Linked DNA regions of Mus musculus: region 1 is linked to region 2. Evidence: chromatin loops called from intact Hi-C (ENCODE). Cell type or tissue: heart. All regions are shown on one strand.

Region 1 (8,000 bases), 1.6 Mb before region 2:
GGAAGGGTCATGGTGAATTTCAGTGGACCAGTGTGGTCCACAGTTGTTGTTGCTGGATGTGTTGGGCCACCAGGCAGCTCCGGTCTTCTGGAAACGTCCCTGAACCCCATGTCTCTCTTTTCAGAAGTCGTGCCACTCTCAAAGCCGCATCCTCCTGTTGTGGGCAAGGTGACTCATCACAGCATCGAATTGTACTGGGATCTGGAACAGAAAGAGAAACGGCAAGGACCACAGGAGCAGTGGCTTCGGTTCTCCATTGAGGAGGAGGACCCCAAGATGCACAGCTACGGTGTCATTTACACGTAGGTGCAGGCATGCCTGCTTACACTTCATCTGGCTTTCCTCACGATAGAATGGTTTGGTTTCCCAGGTCACCGAGACACCCCCCCCCCCACGCTCCCCTGAAGTTATGGGCTGAACCGATGGACTCTTGGAATGAGCACTAGTGGTCAGCACAGGAACGAACCCCCTATGACTGAGAGCTTCTTTGACTCCAGAAGGATGCTAGTGTATTTGCCTATGGCAAAAATGCAGAGATGGAAAGGCAAGGTAGCAGGATGAAGTGAGCTGTGGTCCCCATCGGACTGTCCTCTGTGTGGATGCCAGGTGAAGCACCTCTAGTCCACACCAGCTGACTGCTCTAATCTCTTCTGACACGGTTGCCCCTTCTCAACTCTTTCCACTCAGAGTGGCCTCTATCTCAGCCTCCAGGCCAGGCTCGCCCCACATCAGGGCCTTGCTTGTTAGTGTCCCTAGCATTTTCTTCTGATTTATTTGGCCACCCTTCCCACCTAGATGAAGCCCCCTCCCCTATACTCCCTTCTTGCTCTAAAGGCCACAAAGCTTGCCAGTCCACCCACCCCGCCTGCAGCCTCACCTCAGCTCCCTGTTTGGGTGGGTGCCCATGAGAGTTGCGCTGGCCTGTTCTTTTTGGTGTCCCCACCAATGTTTAGGCATAATGGGAGATGGCCAAGGCTTCTGACTTGTGCAGTACTCTGACACAGTTCCTAGACCACTGCTGGCAGGCTGCAGGCCCTCGCAGTTATGGCTTTTACACAAAGTGCCACAAAGGGGAATCCTTGTCTTCATGGTAGCGTTGCCGTAACTTCCTTTGGCCGCTCAGCTCTTTGCAAAAGTCACTTCTTCCTGACACTTAGAAATACCAGAGAAAGGCAAGTGTGGTCTCGCTTAACCTTGATTGTAGGTTCTACAAGGCTTAGCACAGAAGAGCCCATAGGCCTCACCGCCCCCCACCCCCCACCCCGCAACCTTTCCCTGGTGCCCTGGGACACAGAAGACTGGCAATGATGTGGTCATAGAATGTTTAGTCAGCTACTTGTCTGTCCTTTCCTCTAGAGGCATTCTACCCAAGTGCTGATGTGGGACAGCCTGGATGGTGATGATGTGTGTCTGATCTCATGTCACACTGTCCCCTTTTCCCCTCTCCAGTGTCTTTTTTTCCCCTGCACCCCACTCTTTAATTGTTAGCTAAGCGATAATATCCTGATGTTTGAGAAGCATTTCTCTGTATTCAAATGAAAATAGTATTAACTGAAATATAGTTACCATATGAAAATAATTTTGGACCTTGAATCCCTGACTCAGTTAGGTTTCTATGACCAAAAGCAACTTGTGGAGAAAAGGTTTATTTCAGCTTACAGTTCCACACCACAGTCCATCACGGGTGGGGGCGGGGGCAGGGGTGGGGGCGGGGGTGGGGGTGGGGAGTCAGAGCAGGAACCTGAGGCAGGAACTGTTGCAGAGGTCATGGAGGAGTGCTGCTTACAGGCTTGCTCCCCATGCTTTGCTTAGCTTGGTTTCTTACACTCCAGGACCCCCTGCCCAGGACTGGCACCGCCCACAATGGGCATGGGCTCTTCCATATCAATCATTAATCAAGAAAATGCCCTATAGACTTTCCCATAGGTATATCTGGTCAAACATGTTCTCAACTGAGGTTCCCTCTTCCCAAATGACTTTAGCTTACATCAAAATTGACAAAAACAAAAACAAAAAAATTAGCCATCAAATCCCCAAGATTTTCTTTAATCATGTCACATGTTCTATTATGAAGGTGATTTCCTTCTAAACACATATATACATAATATAAAATGTATTGTGTGTGTGCATATGTGTGTGTGCATGTATATGTGCATGTGCAGGGATAGGTACCCATGGGGGCCAGAGGAGTGTGTTGAGTGCCCTGCTTTTTCATTTAGCCCCTATTCCACTGAAACAAGTTCTTTCATTAACACCCAGCTTGCCCTCTGGCAATGACCACCTGCTAAATTGACTGGACAGCAAACCCCAACTCTCCTCCTATCTCTCCCCACTCCAGTGCTGGCGTTGCAAGTGTGTGGGATCACAGCCAGCTTTCTTTCTTTTTTTAAAAAAAGATTTATTTATTTCATGTATGTGGGTATACTGTCGCTTCTTCAGATACAGCAGAAGATGGCACCAGATGCCCATTACAGGTGGTGGTGAGCCACCATATGGTTGCTGGGAATTGAACTTAGGACCTCTGGAAGAGCAGTTAGTGCTCTTTTTTTTTATTTTTTTTATTGGATATTTTCTTTATTTACATTTCAAATGTTGTCCCCTTCCCCGGTCCCCTCCCCCAAGCCCCCTGTCCTATCCCCCCTCTCCCTGCTTCTATGAGGGTGTTCCCCCAACCACCCACCCACTCCCACCCGCTGTCAGTGCTCCTAACCGCTGAGCCATCTCTCCAGGATCTGAACTCAGGCCCTGATGCTCTTTTTACCCACTGAACCATCCTTCTCATCTTTAATTATATTTAAGTATTTTTTAATGGAGGGAGAAAAAGACAGCCTTCTGCTTGTCTGACTTGGCCAGAGCATGGGGGAACTGTCCTGGCTATGTGCTTCTGCTGCTTCTTGGCCTGCCCTTTTCCTTCCTTTTTTCTTTCCTTCCTCTATTCTTTCTCCCTCTGCCTCCCCTCTCTTCTCTCTCTCTCTCTTCTGCTTCCCCTCTCCTCTCTCTCCTTCTCTCTCTCCCTCTCTCTCTCTTCTTCTTGTTCTTGTTCTTCTTGTTCTTCCTTCTTCTTCTTCTTCTTCTTCTTCTTCTTCTTCTTCTTCTTCTTCTTCTTCTTCTTCTTCCTCCTCCTCCTCCTCCTCCTCCTCCTCCTCCTCCTCCTCCTCGTTGTTGTTGTTGTTGTTGTTCTTCTTCTTCTTCTTTTTCTCCTTCTTCTCCCTCTCTCTCCTTGTTTCTTTCTTTGATACCAAGTGCCCAGGGTTCATCTAGACAGATACCAGCCACGTGCACCAGCCTCCAGCTGATACAGTGTCTGCGTCATTCAGTTGGCCCCAGAAGCCTGGCTGTGGTCTGGCCAGAGAACAGTCTGGGATAGCGGTCTGCCATCCAGAGCTGGTGGCATCATCTGCACACCCTGGCTCCAAGGGCCTTTTAGTGAAAGGTTTTATCCCTTGGAAAAGTGTGTGCATGTATCTGACCACTAGGTGGCAGGCTTGGACTGCAGCAGCCTCAACCTCATTCATCTTCCACCTCATTAGATCATTAAGGCAAATGCCTTCTTTACTAGGATGGTTATCTACTGCATGCTGGGCTGGTGGTACTGGGGCTTCCTCATGCCCTGGCAGTTTGGCTCTGGTCCATCAGCACTTTGTAGTCTGTATCACTGGAGTGATCTTTGGCTTGGGTTTCCCTTATACTTCTCAGAAGTACAGTTACCTAGTTTTGTGGGTTCCCCCTCTGCTCCCCTTCCTGAGGCCAGGGTATTCTGTTCTATTTCTGTCTGGTTCCTGTGTGTCCCACGCCCTGAACTACCCAGAATTTGCCAGTGAGATGAGTCTTTTTGCTCGTTGTCTCTTCTTTCTAACCTGAAGGTTGACTTGTTGTTTGTTTTTTTCACTCTCATTTGTCATATCATCTCAAGTGGGTCTTCTCTACATGGAAGGTGAAGGCTGCCATACAGTCTGACTCCTTAGGGTATTGTTTAATCATGTTCCACTGTGAAGGTTGTTCCCTTTTAAAGCTGTCCGTGTGTATGTGTGTGTGCACTCATGTGCATGTATGCACATATTTGTGTTGTCTGTTTCTTTGTGTGATATACATGGTGCATGTGTGTGTGTGTGCAGCTTGTCCACACCTGCTTGATTACCTCTTCTTTCTGAGCACAAACTGTCTCTGATGTAGGCACTTCCTGTCTTTTGAATATGCCTTGGCATCCTCTCTGTGTGTTTCTTGTTCTCTGTGCCCTTGTCCTGCCAGAGTAATATTCTGCATCAACTGTCTTGCTGTCTTACTGTTGCCCTTCCTTGCTGTGACAGTTGTCACCCTCTTGTGCTTTTTATTCACGTCATGTCATGTATTACTGAGTGCACATGACATTGCAAACAGTGTCCCAAAAGCCAGAAATATGGCACTGGAGTCAGATAGGAATTCCTCATGTTGAGAAAAACACCTGCTAAATGAGACATGCAAGTAAAAATGTATAGTGTGTCAGGGGTGCTAGGTCCTAAAGAAGAAAGAATGGGGCAGGTTAGGGGTCTGGGACCAGGATTAAGGGCCTGAAGCAAGTGTGGGGTACTGAAGGGGACTTTCCAGGCCAAAGCAGTGTCAAACAGGAAAGCTCATGGAGGAATGTGGAGAAGAGGTGTGAGCAGGTGGGGGTGTTGATGAGGTCGACAAGGTAGCAAGAGGTAAAGGTGTGGCTGTGACTTATCCAGAGAGCACTGGCTTTTACTAGAAAGAGGTTGGGGGGAGCAAGTGAAGTTGTTCGTCCAGAAGAGGCAGGGTCTACATGGTCTATGAGGGCCACTGTGGCTGCCTGAGATGAGGCTGTGGGAGGAGGGGCAGTAGGCAGCAGAGAGGATTAATCAGGAAGCTTGTGCCATAATTGAGGGGGGAGACAGAGGAGGAGTGTGTGAACTGTTTGGACACAGGATGCTTTTAGTGAAAGATTTAAAGCATTTGCAAGTGGATCCCGGTTCAGGCCTGTAATCCCAGGTACTTGGGAGGCCAAGACAGAGGAGGTCACTTGAGGCCAGGAGATGGGGACTAGCCTAGACAGATTTCCAAGGCTTCACCTCAAAAACCAAAGCAGAACACCTTAAAGTTTGCCAGTGTACTAGACCTCTATTAACTACAGGGTGTGAGTGAATGCCCTCAGGCAAGGGAGACTGTGTGTAGACTTGCATGTGCACACGTGCTCACACCACACCGTACCACACACTCACACACACACACACTCACAGGCATGCCCACCCATACCTTAGGGGACCAACCCTACCCAAACCATAGTGAGGACGCTCACTGAGCGATATAGTCTACCCATTCCTAAGAGTCACCTGCTCCAGTCTGAGCCATCCTTACTTTCTAGATTATAATTTTCAGCCCATGTAGTATTTCTGGACATTTATTCTGCTTGGTTTAGAGAGGTCACATTGTGGTGAGTGTATTTATGTTTCTCATGCTTGTCTGATTTTTTAAAAATTCAAACACTTTTTTTAATGCAATCAGAACCATTCTTTATTATCTTATATGGCTGTATAGCCAACTGTGTGTCTGTCTGTCTCCCAGCTGCCTGTGATGGCACTGGCTTCTGCTCCACTTTGGCAGGCGCAGCAGTCTTCTGATGGCTGGAAGCTGGCATGCAGGATGCTTCCTGGACTTTCTCTCTATCACTGCTGGCTACTGTCCAGGGGCTCCATCTTGCCATGCGGCCTCTCTATAGCAGGGAGTTAGAACTCCTCATAGTGGCTGACTCCCATTGCACCTGTGCGAAAGCTACAGGTTTCTCATCACCCAACCTCAGCATCACCCAGCTCCTCTCCTGCCACCTTCCTCCCATTCCAGGGCACAGGGTTAGACTCTTACCTGTGCCTCTGCATTGATGGATGGATGGCCTTGTTGAATGTGCACCTTTTTTGTTTGTTTGTTTGTTTGTTTGTTTGAGTGAAGAGGGATGGCTGTACAAAGTAAAGATACCAGAATGGAGCTGACTTTGCCAACAGAGGGCAGGGAACAGGGCCTGATGTTAGAGAGGTCCAATGATCAGGTTATTATTTATTTTTTTTGGCTCTGTTGGATTTTGGTGCCTGAAGTAACTTTGTGGTGGTTCAAGTTACTAATTTCTCCTGGAATCTCAATTTTGGATGAGCATCAAGGAGAAAGGGTCTTGGTAAACTTGGAGCTGGGTGATATAGCTGGACCTCACTGGGACATCTTCCCTCCCATGCCTGAATCTGATTCATCCTATGTGCACTCTGCTTGAAGGCACACGAGCCTTTCATCCTGGGGCTGGTGTCCTTTGAAACTTACATTTCATTCTGATACATCTTGTCTGTTGTAGACGTCAGAGAGACCTTCCCTGCAGGACACCATGCAACCCTCCCTTCTTCCACCCATCATTCCTCACGCAGGGGAATAAGCTCAGGAGAAAAATCAGGCTTCAGGCTCTGGATGGGATAGGGATGGGAAGGTGAAGGCTACTGTGTCACCCTGGGTCAGAGAAGCTCTGTTCTGGAGCCACCCCTCTAATGCCACACCTTGGAGAAGAGACTGCTTTTCTAGTGGGCTCTGGAGAGGAATAAATGAGGCTGAGGCCCATCTTTATTCTGCAGGCATGTGTTCAGGCAAGCTTCTATCAGCCACGATGCTGACTCCAGGCGACAGGGTCCACAGGATGTTGAATGATTTAACTCAGTCTTGAGCTCATCCAGGGCTGCCTGACCCAGCACCTTGCAAGAAACGGGCATGGGATAAGTTTGAATTGCATAGGACAGAACTTATGTGTAAATATTTACGTTGAGCACAAACATCCTTGAACAGTCAGTTTGCAAATGGTAATGTATGGCTCTGGCCTCTGCAGAAGCTCTGCTGAGGATGAGAGAAATGACAGAAGACAATGGTAAGCTTGCATGCATGGAGCCGTGGGGAAGTGTATTTGAAGGGAAGAAAGCAAGAATGAAGTGAAGCAGAGAGAAAAAGAACTGGAGATAGTGTGTCTCCTCATCAAAGATCAAGCCTTTGAGGCACAAGCCCAAATTTAGTTAGATACAGCATTGAAGCAGAGATACCCGGGATCTACTGAAAGCCCAGTAACGATGTCTGGTCGTAGAGTGAAGCTAAGAATTGAGTCAGATCAGGAGCCACATGTGATCCTGTCCCCTCTGAAGGCTTGTTGTCTTATAATGTGCACCAAAGCGGAGCCATCCCCTCAGCTTCTCTCATAGCAGAGAACTGTCACCTCCCTGCACCTTTTGGTTCCAGCATCCTCTGAGAGGGCAAGAGCAGGGCAGTAGGCTAGCCATTGTCCTGTTTTCTGGCCCTCTAGCCACTGTCCTGTTTTCTGGTTCTCATTTTCTAAGCTCCTGATTACAGAGTTCAGACATCATCCCTTGGAGCCATGGGCTCTTCACTGCTAGCCTCTAGTTAGACTTCTATCATAGAAACCTTAACTCCTGTTGCCCATCAGCATTCCTAGGTGAACTTACCTATGATGTAAGATGTTAGAGTTGTTTTGTACTGCATTGCCTGGCTTCCTAGCTAAACTGATTTGCTTCTGAGCAGCAAACCATCATTAGCTTGATTTCTTAAGGCCTGTTCCCTGCAGTATTTTGCTTGCTGTAGATATAGTAGCTATCAGTTTGTCAGCCGTATCTACCTACTTGAAGACTCTATTTGAAACTCACACGTGTGCAATAATTGTTCAAATGTGAAACTTTGTCATCTGAATATGAATTTTATGGATTAGTGTGATTATTTCTTTTGAAGAACATGTGTGTTGTCAGCTGTGCACCAAACACTGTGTTATGTGAAACTTTTTTGGGGGGAGTATAAACAAATGTTTATTTACTCTAGATAACAAACCAATAACACACTATGAGAACAATTTTACCAAAGAGCCACTTGATGAACCAATGAGATTTTTTTTTTCCTGGGAGGATGTGGGAGAGGTTAGGTATATGAGCATGAGGTCTCCAAAGGTAGTTGTGTCAAAGGTACTGACGAAAGAAAGC
Region 2 (8,000 bases):
AGCAGACAGTGCTCTTAACCTCTGAGTTCTCTCTCCAGCCCCTTAAGAAAATCTTAAAACCCGGAGGAGTTGCACTGTATAAGGCAAACCTCACTACCAGCGGACTCAAAACAAGCCAGGACATGGTCCCAGGGTTAAAAGAGCTTAACCCACTGGCTCAGAGAGAAAGAGCAGCCTAGGGGCTGGAGACCGGCCCCTTAGTCATTTGACGACATCTCATGCGCCTACAAGAGTTTGAGCTGCTGTTCTCTGGAGAAGCTTCCTTTCTTCTCTCACAGTGACCACTCCACTCTCAGCCTGGGCTGGCAGCCAGATGTGCAGGGAAGCAGAATGGATTTCCAGGCTGCTGGGGCCGAAAGGCAGGCTCTGGGTGTCTTCTAATCTATATTTTCCCCTCGAGGAGCCCCCGGAGAAAGAGATTAGCACTTGGTCCCTGTGGGGTCTGTTTACTGGTAAACTGATCCTTTACATAGCCATACTCTCTTCCCATAACCTTTTAAATATGGAGAAATGCTTGGGTGAAGACAATGGGGGGGTGATGGTGGTAAAGAACCCCAGGTGGCTGGGTCAGGGCTGAGCCTGCCCCTACCTGATACCCTCTGTGCACATCAAGCCTAGGATCTCACTAGAAACAAGTGAGTGGTGGCTTTGCCAGTTCCAAGCTGAACAACCCTTGGGATGGGCAATGCGATCCTATCCTGCCCCACCCACCCCATCAACACCCCAAAGGGCAGTGGAGAGTACCTGCCCCCGTGAATCCATCTGCAGCTGAGATTTCAGAGTACAGACGTCCATCCTAGCCAGCCTCATCCTTCCTTCGAGGCTGAAGGCAAGGAAGTAAGTCGTTGCCCTGAACCTTAGGCCATCTTAGATTCCGGGTGGGGGTTGGGGGGCAGATCTCACAAGACCGATTCTCTCAAGAGGAGCACAGCTATCCACAGCCTCCACAGCCGCAAGGCTACACCTTCAGCAGAAGAGAGGCCGTCTCCGAGGATTAGACTGATCCTTTAAACAATAGCATCCAGAAGGTCTTCTGGTCATGATACTGGATCACACAGAGACAACGCGATCAAACAGCCCACACCTTGACCTGGACAGCTTAATAAAGCATGTCTCCTGTCCCTGCCACGTCCACCCTCACCCCCAATTATTTCTTTATCTGAGTTCATGTCAGTACCCCAAGATAGACTGGGGTCACTGGGCCCCTTTATCTGTTGCTCTTCCCAATATGGCCACAGTTAATATCTGTTCTGTTTTCCCATTTGTTTCTTTAGTGTATTGGGGTGCGTGGATGAGTCTCGCTTTGTGGGGCTCCAAAACCCAGGCTTTACCCTAAAATCTCTGTGACATGCTACTTCACATTAATCAGACCTGTGTGCACAATTAGAGACTCAGAAGAAGGCCAGTGACAAAAATAAGTGGATCTGTGCCCCACCCCCACCCTCTTGCTGGAGACAGCACCAATCAAGCCAAGAACTAGAAACCTGTGAACACTCTTCCCTGAAAAGAAGCTCAGCAGAGGCCCGAGGGAGATTATTCCAAAAAGTTTGCCCCTGGAGCAGCACCAGGAACGTCCGTCAAAGGCTGGGAAGGCTGGGGCTCATTAGAGGAGATGAATCCTTTCCAAACCGCCTTAATCCCATCAAAGGATGGGGGGTGGTACCTGGGGTCCCTATAATCCCATCAAAGAGTGGGAGGGAGCCAGGGAGATCCTACCCCAGGTCCTGGAAGGAAGCTGGTTGCTAGAAATGGGAACAGTCTCTACCACAGGAAGGTAAGCCAGTCCACCTGCCCTCACCCCAGCAGCCTTTCAGAGCTGGAAAGACCCACCCTTCAAAACCTTATACTCTAGAAACCTCTTGAGTGTCCTGCTGAGTGTTTCCTTTCAAAGACAAATTAGTTTCAAACCCGAGGAGCCTGCTGCCTCTAGCCTACCAGCCTCAAGGAACCCCGGGCAGATGCCCCCCACCCCCACCTCCACCCCCACCCCCCAGAGCCCGGGACTGGACAGTCAATACCAAATTAAAACTGAGTTTAAAATAAATTAGCGAACAACAGCTCTCAGCCCTTCCTGCCGGCCTGCTGCCGCTGCTCTTTTCTTTTTAGTCCAATAAAACAATTAACTTTTACATCTCAATTTAGAAGCAGCTGCCTTGGGGGCAGGGGAGCTCTGGCTGGGAACGGCTCTACACAGGGAGAGCAAAGAATCCACTCATCCAGATAGCTGAAGCAGCCAGCGGGCAAGCTTGGCAGCTGCCACTCAAAGGGCCTCCAAAGGCCTGTGCACAGAGTGCTACTCAGCAAGCAGTCAGAGGTGGGGTTGGCAGATCTCGTGGCGCCCCGCTGTGGTTGCTCACAGCAAAGGATGCCGAGGAAGAGGGACCAAGGGAGCAGGCCAAACCCAACAGAAGCTCACTGCCAAGCCTTCAGAGCTCGCAAGGATGCTTTGCAAGAATCTGGGGTGCAGTCTGTGAAGTGTCACTGAGTCGAGACCACTTCCTGTCCCTTCTCTATCCAGATGGCACAGGTGAGGCCTTGGCAAGGGGACCAGCTTTCTGGGAGCTGACCAGGGAGAGCAGAGGCGATCTCAGGCCTTCAAGGCTGGATGTTGGCTGGCCAGCTGGTGGGTTGGGCAATGGAATGGAGATGGCTACCATCGCTGCAGACAGAAAGGAAGCCTGGGAGAGCGGTAGAGGCGGGATAGGAGGGTGAGAAAAGGAGCCCTAAAAGGAATAGTAGTGTTAGGATTGGAAAAGTGGGTGGGGGGGACTCAAGCCACTAGGGAGAGGCTGGACTAAGAAGCTGGAAGTCTGGCAGACAAGGTCAGCATAATAGCAGCAACAACGATTCCTGCGGCCTTTGGAGCAGCAGGGTCAGACCAACATGCTCTTGGGAAGGAAGAAGCAATTGCAGGAGGGGAATTAGAGGTTTGACAAGAGAGCCTGGAGTCTGCCTTAGATAGCGTAAAGGGGTCAGGGAGGGAGTGGCTTCAGAAAAAGAGGGGGTGTCACGGTGATTGGGGTGCAGCTGAAGTGAGAGAGGAATGGCTCGTCCTTCTAAGCCTTTTGTTAGCAGACCTTATGAAGGACCTGGTTCAGTACTCCCGTGCAGTTACAGATCATCATCACAGCAGGACGGGTGATGTCAGTCTCTTTGAAGATGTCCAAGACCCTGCGTGAAGCTGAAAGGAGGCTGTGTCTGGCAGAAGACACCACACTGAAATAGAAGAAATAGACCCTGCCTCTCCCCCACTTCTCCTCAGGTGGGGAGAAAGTTACAGGACAGGCAGCATCAGCAGAATGAGCCATCAACGGATGCTGATAGAGCATTGATCAAGGCAATGTAGCCGAGGACAACCCAAGGCTGTGAAGCCAAGCCCACAGAACTCAGGAGCCATTGCATCAAAGTGAGTCTTTAAGCCACCTAGAAGAGTGTGTGTCAGTCTGAGGTGACATGGCTTCGTGGGAAGCAATGTCTTCAGTGTGTCCACTGTGCTCTGTAAAAAGGCTTTGGCCCCAGGACCTCCTAGTGTCTGCACAGTGGGGATGTGTGTGCCTGGACACGCAGGCAGAATGCCAAGTACATACACACAGCGAGGAGGCCACTAGAGGGAAGGCTTCATGAGAGGGAAGCCCAGGGTTGCATGGGAGATACATAAGGCAGAGGGATTGCTATACTTGGGAGCCATGAAAACATATTGACTTTGATTTTTAAAAGGATTTAAGAAAAAATACATGACTATGGGGGCCACTATCAACAGAAGGGCCTGCATGCACGAATACACGTAAAACCCACAAATGAATGGGATTAGCGCTCCTTTAACCTGGTGATTCCTGGTGTGCACATGTGAGGGTGACTGTGAGAATTTAGGGAACCTCATGGACAAAGCTGCTTGGAGAAGTGCACCTCCAAACCACAGAAGATCACCCACTTAACAGGGGATGACCCATTCCCTCCCTGAGCTCTCTGCCAACTGCAGCAACGCATTTAACGGCCTCTGCTGCTCTCTACTGGTAGCTCCTGGAAACACACTTTTGCCTCTTGGGAGGGACAAGTTCCAAGCCGAAATGTGAACTCTGAGAGGCCCTGTGGACTCTCCAGGGGTGTCCTCATCTGCCAGAATCAATGTGCAAGTTTGCAGCAAACCCCAAAGTGAAATCCACACAGAAAATCACCCACCTAGTCTCTACATTTCAAAATCAATTCTAATAGAAGCAGCTACCCAGACTCATGATGGGAACAGTGTCTAAGAGATGAGAGTCCAGCGATCCCACCTTATCCATGGTGGGCTAGCTTTCCACATGCTCACATACCCTTTCTCATTTGTGCCCTGTAAATACAGAATGGAAAAATTACAGGGATGAGCAGGTCATGCGTTTTAAATTGCACATTGCTCAAATAGCAAGATGAAATCGCATTAGCCTCTCTATCCAGTGTATCCCCACTGTGTGTGTTCTCCAGCTGGTACTTATCTGAGCAGCTGTCTTGGTGATCAGATGGTCTGTTGTGGTACTGCAGAGATTGTGTTCAAGTCGTTAATAAGGGTGGGGGAGTGGGAGGCGTAGAACGGGCTGCCTAGGACTCTATGCAAGTGTGCTGCAGGCCACACGGGATGAATCATAGTATCACAAGGGTGTTTAACATTATTCCAGGTCTCAGGCTATACAGCCCAGGCACACTGTATTTCCATAGGTAATTGCTGGGTTCACTCACCATTCCTCAGTTCCTGAAGTGGCCACCAGGAGGCAGTGCTCCCGGGCATCTCCCAGGCACTCTTGGACCATCTGATCTCTCACATCTGATCTCTCAGGTGCTTCTCTGGCACATGGAAACAACTATTGGCAATGCACACATGGCTGAGTAAGGCTGGTTCCAGAGAACACCATGGACAGTGGCTGTGTTTGGGGAGGGGGGACGGGGGGGTCTGTGTTTTGAACTCTAGCCTACAACAGAAGTCTAGCTTACAAATAAGGAAACTGAAACCAGAAGAACTGGGGCCCATGGACATTGGTTGAGTACAGACACCGACAATCCTCAACTCTCTCCTTGGAAGAGACGCCAATAGTTCCTTAAAGCTCTGTCAATTATCACCAGGACGGACAGGCTTCCAGCAGTTCCCAGGTTAACATCAGACAGTAAGAAATCTCATATTGAAAGCTAGTCACCAGCACCTTTGCATTCCCAATGGTGTCTGTTGAGTGAAGTTTTCCTGGGTAAATGTGAACAAATGTCCACACACCCCAGATATGGTACTGTCCTAGATGGCTTTTCTGTTATGTGATAAAACACCACGACGAAAAACAACTTGGTGAAGAAAGGCTTTATTTCATCAGTTACAGACTATCATGAAGGGGGAAGGGGGGCAGGACCGCAAGACAGGAACCTGGAAGCAGGAGCAGGAGCAGGAGCCACCCAAGTGTGCTGCTCCCTTGCTTGTTCCTTGTGGCTAGCTCAGCCTGCTTTATTATTCAACCCAAGACCATCAGTCCAGAGATGGCACCACGAACAGTGGGCTAGACCCTCCCACATGAACATAAGCCAAGAAAATTTACTCTTAGACTTGCCTATAGGCCAATCTTGGGGAGGCAAGGTACCAATGACAGACCAGAGCACAACTCCACCCAAATCCAACTTGTGAGGCAATAACTCATTGACCTTATTTAGCACAGTTGAGGGTCTAATTAAGGAATGTAGGTGTCTTAGTCAGGGTTCCTATTCCTGCACAAAAGATGTGACCAAGAAGCAAGTGGAAGCTTACACTTTCCGCATTGCTGTTCATCACCAAAGGAAGTCAGGATTGGAACTCAGGCAGGTCAGGAAGCAGGAGCTGATGCAGAGGCCATGGAGGGATGTTACTTACTGGCTTGCTTCCCCTGGGCTTGCTCAGCTTGCTTTCTTATAGAACCCAAGACTGCCAGCCCAGGGATGGCACTACCCACAATAGGCCCTCCCACCCTTGATCGCTAATTGAGACAATGCCTTTCAGCTGGATCTCATGGAGGCATTCCCACAACTGAAGCTCCTTTCTCTGTGACAACTCCAGCTTGTGTCAAGTTGACACACAAAACCAGCCAATACAGTAGGTGACCCCAGAGCAGCTGCATTGCTGGTAAGTCTCACCCTAGCTTGGACACTGACTTCCCTATGACTGTATAGATGGAGTCTCTCCCCTCTTCAGCCAACTTTCCACTCTCTATATGTTCTAGCATCTCCTGAGGTTACATGTGATTTGGGCAGGATTATAAGCAGGTGGCAGGGTAGGGAGGTGACTGAGATCTCAGATGACAGTCCCGGGATTCCCCCACCCCCTCCTTTTGCAAAGGGCCATGAATAGTCACAGCTGCTTCTGATGAAGATGGTGATGGCTGGTATGCTTAGGAGACCGTTTGCAACAAGTGCCCTGAAGACACCCGGGGCTCACTCAAGAGGAGTCAATGGACGTAGCTGCTTGTCTTGGGGTTCAGCAGCACAATCTTTAGGGTACGTAGAGGAAGGAATGGGAGGAGCCTGAGACCCCTAACAGTGGACCTCTGGAATAATCCATCAGTCTGTTGTACTCATCTTTGGTTTTGTGGCAAATGTTTTATCTCTGAGTCATGTCTATTTCCTACTGCGATGGAGGATCAGCCTCTTGGCCCTCTCTGGTGGCTGTCCTTGGCTAGCAGAGCAGCGACTGTTCAGGTGTGGTGGTGGAGGAGTGACATCTGCAGGCCTGGGAGGTAAGGAGCAGTTGTGCTCTCACTGAGCAATCTGGGTCATCTCATTGCGTGGGTTGGGATTTTAATACTTTACCTCTGGGAAAAGGAATTATAAAATTACACAGCAGCTATGAAAGCACCTCCTCGAAAACATGAGGCTCCTAGATTCCTGCATGTCCCCTCCTCACTGTTAGTGTCACCCACAAAGTATTTTCCTAGAAGCAGATTAATGTGATTATTCGTGAGCTTAGCCAAAGAGGCTTGCAGGGAAACAGGAAATGAAAATGTGAACTCAGAACTGAACAGCAGCATCCAGCTAGGGCAGCTGGGCTTCACTCGGCTTTGAAACCTTGGGTGAATCGATTTTGACCTTTCTGTGCTTGGGTTAGCTCATCTGTTACAGTAACACTGCAGCCTGGAAAAAAGGAACTCACCCGGTGGCTAATGAAGAAATGCAATGCAGACTCTCAGAACCTCGGGAACAGCCGCTAATGACAAACTGCAGGGAGATTCACGATCATGGCTGCGGTGGTGAGAAAGGAAGGATGCAGGGGAAGAGTGGAGGCTGGACTTCCACATTCCCATCCATTTCTTTCATGTAGAAAATACTGGAGGAAGACTGGGGATGGGGCATGTGGCTGAATAGTTGCTTTGTGTGTGTCAGGTCGTGGGTTCAAGCCTCAGTACTGAAAACTAAAAAAATTAGAATAAATATGTTCACGATGTGAACGGAACATAACACTAATTGCACCGTGCACTGGAAAATGCTGGAAACATGGCTCTGAAAAGATTTATCTGGGTAGGGGAGCTGAAAAGATGGCTTGGTGGTTAAAGGGGCTACTGCTCTTCTAGGGGATCTCGGTTCCGTTTCCAGGATGAGGCAGGAAGATTACAAATTTGAAGACAGTTCGGACAACAGAATGAGAGGCATCTTGTCTCAACAGGCCAAAGAGCAAACTAAAGAAAACAAGCAAGCAAACCAACAAAAAAAGCAAAACAACAAAAAAGCAACAGCAGCCAGCGTTTATCATGTTACGATTACCCTGCACTGAGCCCGCCTGTTTAGAGTATGCAGCTTGGTGAGTCCTCAGCTAGGCAGCTACGTTATCCAAGAAAGTTATTATCAAAGAAGCAATTATCTAGGCAGAGGCAGGTGGACTTCTGAGTTCGAGGCCAGCCTAGTCTACAAAGTGAGTTCCAGGACAGCCAGGGCTATACAGAGAAACCCTGTCTCAAAAACAAACAAACAAACAAAAAAACCCCAAAACAAAAAAGCAATTATCTGCAGTCACAGCTGTCAAC

The links. A loop is a pair of places that touch in the nucleus more often than their neighbours do. Peaks named below come from ENCODE experiments on the same cell type or tissue, not always from the same donor. Only the 100,000 strongest peaks of a DNase experiment are listed, where the experiment ranks them.
Region 1: a loop joins it to region 2, with 5 times the contacts of the local background. A loop is called at or near these places in 12 of 42 quality-filtered maps.

What each region holds. Positions count from the first base shown.
Region 1 is chr7:133,853,042-133,861,041 of GRCm38, forward strand. It overlaps Fank1 (fibronectin type 3 and ankyrin repeat domains 1), which reads left to right. Exons shown (of 11, transcript NM_025850.2): 2 at 125-302. Among named protein-coding and RNA genes, the nearest start is that of Gm51500, 77 kb to the right of the region's middle. In heart, a CTCF peak has its summit at 3,477 (motif pointing right); a DNase peak (open chromatin) is centred at 3,490.
Region 2 is chr7:135,483,637-135,491,636 of GRCm38, forward strand. It overlaps Gm36356 (predicted gene, 36356), which reads left to right and starts at 2,285. Exons shown (of 8, transcript NR_166608.1): 1 at 2,285-2,527; 2 at 3,076-3,406; 3 at 4,693-4,860; 4 at 5,987-6,109; 5 at 6,323-6,719; 6 at 7,088-7,229; 7 at 7,551-7,777. In heart, CTCF peaks have their summits at 4,011 (motif pointing left) and 4,736 (motif pointing right); no DNase peak of the experiment used is centred here; H3K27me3 peaks cover 2,983 bases.